Regions from separate parts of the Mus musculus genome. Here region 2 is linked to region 1. A link is a loop called in an ENCODE intact Hi-C map of the cell type or tissue named here. Cell type or tissue: left cerebral cortex. All regions are shown on one strand. Each heading gives the region's core, and the rest is flanking DNA. Links, peaks and the distances in the headings are about the cores only.

Region 1 (2,921 bases), core at 108-2,607:
GAGCCCATCTTAATCAGCAGTGTGAGTTTAAATTTGGGGCTCTCTGGCAAAGTATCTGCAAGGGCCATTAGCTTTCATTAATTATACCATAAACAGAATTCTAGTGGAAAGAGCCACTGGTTACAGGAGGCAGGATTGGGAAGGTGGCTCAGGGGTCTTCGGGTGACAGTGGCACCCTGGATCTGAGTACACAGCTTTCCTCTGAGTACAGAACAGCCACACGGACCAGCTGCATTTCCAGGGATGGAGAAGGACCCACAGTCCACATCCCAGGAGATCATCATCTGCGATTTCATCAACTCTGTTGTCAAGCACAAGGGAAAGAATAAAGACCCGTTTCTGTTCTTTCTTTTTCTCTTTTACAATTTCAGCTGAACTGGTGGGTATCTGCTCACTCTTGTGGATGGTGGTCTCGGGACACTTTCAGGTTATTTTTAAAAAGGTGGGCACTCACTGAAAATGAGCAGTCTGCTTTTGTATTAATTTTGAAGACCATCTGTGATTGATTTACTAGAATGCTAATAATATTTTGCTTTCCTATATTTTCCTTCAAGAGCCTCCTAAATGTCTTCCCTAGCCTTATGCAATATGTATATGTATGTATATATGTATGTATATGTTTATGTGTATATGTGTGTATGTATGTATATATGTGTATATGTGTGTATATGCATGTGTGTTTATGTGTGTATGTATATACATATGTGTGTATGTTTATGTGTATATATGTGTCTGTATAGGTGTGTATATGTGCATGTGCATCTATATGTATATATGGCTATATTTGGATATGTAACTGTATATGCATATGTATGTGTGTATGTGTATATATGTTTATGTGTATATGTGTATATACATGTATATGTGGCTATATGTTTATATGTAACTGTATGTGTATGTGTGTGTATATGTTTATGTGCATATATGTGCATATGTATATATATGTCTCCATAGCTTGTCTGTAGAGGTCATTGTCACAGGTGGTACATGATGATAGGACTTCATGGTGGCTCCAGTTACAGGGAGCCAACCTTAGAAGCAAATGTTCTTCTTAAACCTAGTGTTGATGTGAGGGGTATCTTCTTCTAAACACGACTGTGCGTCAGCTTTGGGGATTTGTGTTCTGGGGTACCCTCTCTACCTCAGAAAGTAGAGTCAGAGAAGAAATGAATGACTGGGCTTCAGGGAAGCCATTAGGCAGCTACCGGTGAGTGTGGAGCCAGACACTGTGCTGAGGTCTCATTTTCTCCATGTCAGTGACTGTTGCACTGCTGTGACTGTGATACTGGACAGAAACTGCCCAAGGAAGGCAAGGTTTGCTTGAGCTCAGGATTCCTGAGAGTTTTAGCGCCCCACAGTGGGGAAGCCAAGGAAGAAACGCTCAGTCTGTGTCGGTGGGAGCATGTGGTGGGGCTCTCCACATCCGGGAGGATTAGAAGGCAGAACTCATGGTAGAACAAGCCAGGCCTAACCTTCAAAGGCCCACTCCAAGTGACTCACTTCCTGAAGTTTGGCTCCACCCTCTAAGGTTCCACAGTCTTCCACAATAGTTCTGCTGCTTAGAGAAGTGGGCCTGGGGAAGACATTGCACATGCGAATCATAGCATACTACATAGCAGTTCTGTGGGGAGGTGAGCATTAGAGCCCATCACAGATAAGAAAGCTATGGGTTAGAAAGGTAAACAACCTCTCGTTAGTATGAGGCCAGGATCTGAATGCAGATCATTTTATATAATAAATTGAATGCTTATACTAGGTACTGTAGTTTCTAGAAAGACATAGTTAGGAAGCATTTGGAAATTAATCTACCCCTGGAAGCAATCATCTTTTGAGTCAGAAGAACCATTTCCTGTCTCTAACCCACCTTCAGCTCCAGTCATAGGGCCCAGTTAGGGGCTCTTCTTGACACATTTTCAGTGAGCACTGAGGCTGAGAGGTTTTGTTGACTTAACTAGATCTAGAATCACCATGGAAACACACTTCTAGGTGTGTCGGGGGAGGGGGGGATTGTAATAGATTAGGTTGAGGTAGCAAGTTTCCCCGTAGATGCAGGCAGTTCCATTTCCTGGAGTCCTATAGAAGTGGGGAGCTAGCTAGCTGCTCATCAGCGTTCACCTGTCTCTGCTTCCACACTGGATCTACAATCTGGTCACCATGACCACCAGGTTCCTCCAGCATGATAGACAGCGTGATAGACCTGCCTGAAACTGTTATTCAGAAGAAACCCTTCACCTTGCTTTTTCGGTAACTTTGTTGCAGCAACAAGAAAACTTACCAATATGGTAGCTCTTGGTGTTAGCAGGAGCCTAACTGCTTAAAAGACTGAGAGGTTTGCCCAAATAAAGAACTTATCCCAAGGGCCTGAGCAGCCAGGAGGGTGATTCTAAGTAAACAGGTCTCTTAGCTCTGGGACTTTGTCATCTCACCGAACGAGAACATGGAATGAGTCACTTTGTGGTATCTTTCCACTCCTCTCTTGGCACCCCTGTCACATCCATGTGGTTCATTCAAGCAGCTTGTGAAAGTACCATTCTAGAACCATAGTTGAATGAACCACATACTTGGCGCTGTTTGTTTGGCTGGCCCACTTTCCCTTACACTACCACTTACAGCCATATCTCTGCATGGCCACCCACTACTGGCCTCCCTTCACCCTCCTATACCTACTGCCGAAGAGCAAGATGGGATCAGAGTCCCTTCTCAGGGAACAGAGCCTGACGGCTGGACCACTAACGTGTGAATTTGTGAGCCAGTTACAGATCAGGTCTTCAGATAGAAAAGAGGCGAGTTACAAAGATAGACACAGAGATGAGTCAGAAGCAGACTCTCTCCTTCTGCTTCTACTCTCCTGCCTCCGGCCCTTGTTTCCAGACGCATCCTGTTTGCCACTTTATAATGAAATTCTTTTGTTTTTCTGTAGA
Region 2 (2,921 bases), core at 158-2,657, 130 kb before region 1:
TCCTTTTCTTTGAATATTAGCTTCCACTCGGGAGTGACAACACATCCTATGAGCCATGTAAATGAAAGCGTCCAGAAATCTCAGAGAGATGAGTCTAAATGGGAAGGAAACCAGGTAGTGGGATTTAAAGGAACATGAGCCTTCAAGCACCATGGCTCCTGTCCATATTCTTTTTACTGAGAGTACAAAGAAGGTTGTTTTTAGGAGCTGAGGAGCTAGCTCAGTTGGTGAGACATTTACTGGGCAAGCATGAGGTCCTGAGTTCAATCCCCAGGCCCCATTGGGGGTGAGGAACCAGACACAGTGGTTCTGGGGAAGCTGGGATGGAAGGTTCCCTGGAGCTGACTGACCAGCAAGCCTCTAACTGAACTGCAGTGGAGAGAGAGAGAGAGAAAAAAACCAACAAACAAAAACAAACAACAACAAAACCACTTGAGGTCAACCTTTGTTGACACCACACAAATGCCCACACACACATGCTAACACATACACACTCAACCACACACACCTAAAGTGAGATCTGTCTTTGTCTGGGATGCTTGGCTACAGGGAGACAAGCAGCTTTCTAGATTTTTTTTTTCCTGATCGATACTTTGATTGCCTGCTCTAAATTTCTCCACTCTGGCCTTCTACCTTCTTCAGGTATGTTCACTGACAACCAGGATCCTTCAGCCAAGCTACGGCAAGTCTATCATCCAGCTGACGTCATACAAACTCGTCCAGGTGGGTGCGGGAGCCGCGCACTGCTGAGCGTCCTCAACTTACCACCACCTTTGTAGCAAACATATACTTGTCGCGAAGCTGAAAGTCTCTCACTTCCTCCAGGATCACTTCCTGGTTTTCCCGGGACTGGAAGAAGTCTGTACTGCGGAGCACTGTGGAGAACCCAAAGGGTTCATGTCGCTCAATGTAGATAGCGTTTGGCTGATCATAGGGGTCGATTCCCCTGGAAAGAAGAAGCAACTGTTACCATTTCCTAGTTAATCACTAAAGCACAGACATTTCCCTGGGAGGACAACCGTGCAGGATCGGCGTAGTGCCAGCTACAAATGGCACTCTGCCTCAAGCATGTGCCTTTGGTTGTTCCTTAGTGAGGGACAGAAATTGGGGATCTGCCACTTATCAAGCGTTTTACTCTGCTGTGGCTGTTTCCAAGACATCCTGGGATTTGTGCGCAGCCATCTCTGGCCCTGTTGCAAAAGAACGGAAAAAGCAAAAGGCAAAAGGTAGGGAGGCTCTGAAGAAATAAGCATCATCGGGCTCCTGGAGGCAAGAAGCAAGTTCCTAGTGCCAAGCTCGGAACCTTGCCCGGAGAGGCATTTTTGCCAGGTGCCACAGACTCGATGGTACAGTAGCACACGGGCCACATGAGAACCCTCAGAGCCCAGTGGCCTGTCTTTCAGGTGTTTCCTTGCCTGTTCCTTGCAGACATCACTAATCCATGCCATCTGGAGTCGTCTTACCAGTACATCTCGTCTCTCTCGAGGCACCTGCTCAGCTGTCACGCAAGGCATCCTTCAGAGAGGGCAGGCACCCTCGTCCTCCTCATGCTTCGGTGGATACCTCTGTGTAGAGGCACCCTTTGTACAAACTCAATCCTCCCACCTAAATCCTCTCCTCTGAGACCAAGTTCAAATCACCGTCCTCCAAGCATCCTTCCCAGTGCTCCTCTTTCTCCTCCCAGTGTTAGCCACTCACTCACTCGGAACATGCACTAGCAAGGCTTTTGTGGGGGAGTTTTTAACTCAACATAAGGGATGAAAGTACTGAGGCTGGGTGAATTCTGGAGTCAGTCTCATTGTGCTATAGTGGGGCCTCTTACCCACCGAGTCACATGGTTTTGGGCAAGCTCCGTGGGCATGTCACATGGCCTGGGGACAATGAGATAACAGGATCCCTGGCTAAAGAGATGCTCACTGTATTCGATGCCTGGCCCACTACTATACATACCAACCCCAACTGTAACTTAGGAGTAAGGTCAAAGTCCAGTGGAGAAGCTCTAAGCTAGTGCCCTCAAGTAAAGCACCAACCAGAACCTGGGAAGGCCACTGATGTGCCCAGGATTCCTCACACTCACAAAACCTGCCAAAGCTGGTGAGCCAGCAAATGGAAAACTAACTGGGAAGTCAAGGAAAGAACTCCAGAGTAGCCATGCGGAGACGACTTGGGCACTGAGCTGAGGGTGGCATTTCTGCAGCTGCCTGTACACAGTTCCACAATACCCTGGGGGCACTTAGCATATTGGAGGTGAGGGTCATTTCCAATTCCTCCTGAGATGGACCATCAAGGCCATGTTCGTCAAAGAAAACAGATTCTTTTAAAAGGAAGAAATAGAACCGGGGACGTGGTACAGCCATTAAAGCAAGTGGCTGTTGTACCGTGTGACAGGCAGTGTGTGGTGTCCTCCAATCCTAGCACCGGGGAGATGGGAACGGAGTCTAGCCAGTGAGTGCCAAGTTCAATCAAAGACCCTATCCCAGAAACATAAGATAGAGACTGATACACATTAGATAGAGGAAGATGCACATCAACCTCTGGCCTACACGCACACACATGTGAACACACAAATGTGAACACATACACACATGTGAACACGCACACAAGAAGATGACAAGAGATAAAAGGAGAGAGTCTCATTTCACACTAGCAGAAGACTTGATGTTGGCCCTACAATCTGGACTCTGAGCAGAGTGATAGAGAAGCCAGCAGCCTGGTCCCAGCGTGGGAGAAATCCATTCTTCCCGATCAGATGCTAGTGTGGGGGCGGCTGGTGACATGTTCTCTTCTCCACAATTAGAAGTACTGATTAAAGTACTTCCTCTAGCCTGGAGGATATGCAAATGACAAGGAGGCTGGTGGGTATTTTTAAAAAGCAGAGAGGAAGGAACCCTTCTTGACATATTTTGAGATGAACTCATTTC

Evidence for each region. A loop is a pair of places that touch in the nucleus more often than their neighbours do. Peaks named below come from ENCODE experiments on the same cell type or tissue, not always from the same donor. Only the 100,000 strongest peaks of a DNase experiment are listed, where the experiment ranks them.
Region 2: it touches region 1 in a loop (1.8-fold over the local background); 1 of 42 quality-filtered maps calls a loop at or near these places.

The regions. Positions count from the first base shown.
Region 1 is chr9:42,207,289-42,210,209 of GRCm38, forward strand. 4930546K05Rik (RIKEN cDNA 4930546K05 gene) reads right to left here and starts at 1,943. Exons shown (of 7, transcript NR_040754.1): 1 at 1,865-1,943. In left cerebral cortex, for the core only: a CTCF peak has its summit at 1,350; DNase peaks (open chromatin) are centred at 1,368 and 2,591; H3K27ac peaks cover 1,745 bases.
Region 2 is chr9:42,081,023-42,083,943 of GRCm38, forward strand. It overlaps Sorl1 (sortilin-related receptor, LDLR class A repeats-containing), which reads right to left. Exons shown (of 48, transcript NM_011436.4): 6 at 766-946. Among named protein-coding and RNA genes, the nearest start is that of Sorl1, 42 kb to the right of the region's middle. In left cerebral cortex, for the core only: no CTCF peak of the experiment used is centred there; a DNase peak (open chromatin) is centred at 1,695; H3K27ac peaks cover 903 bases.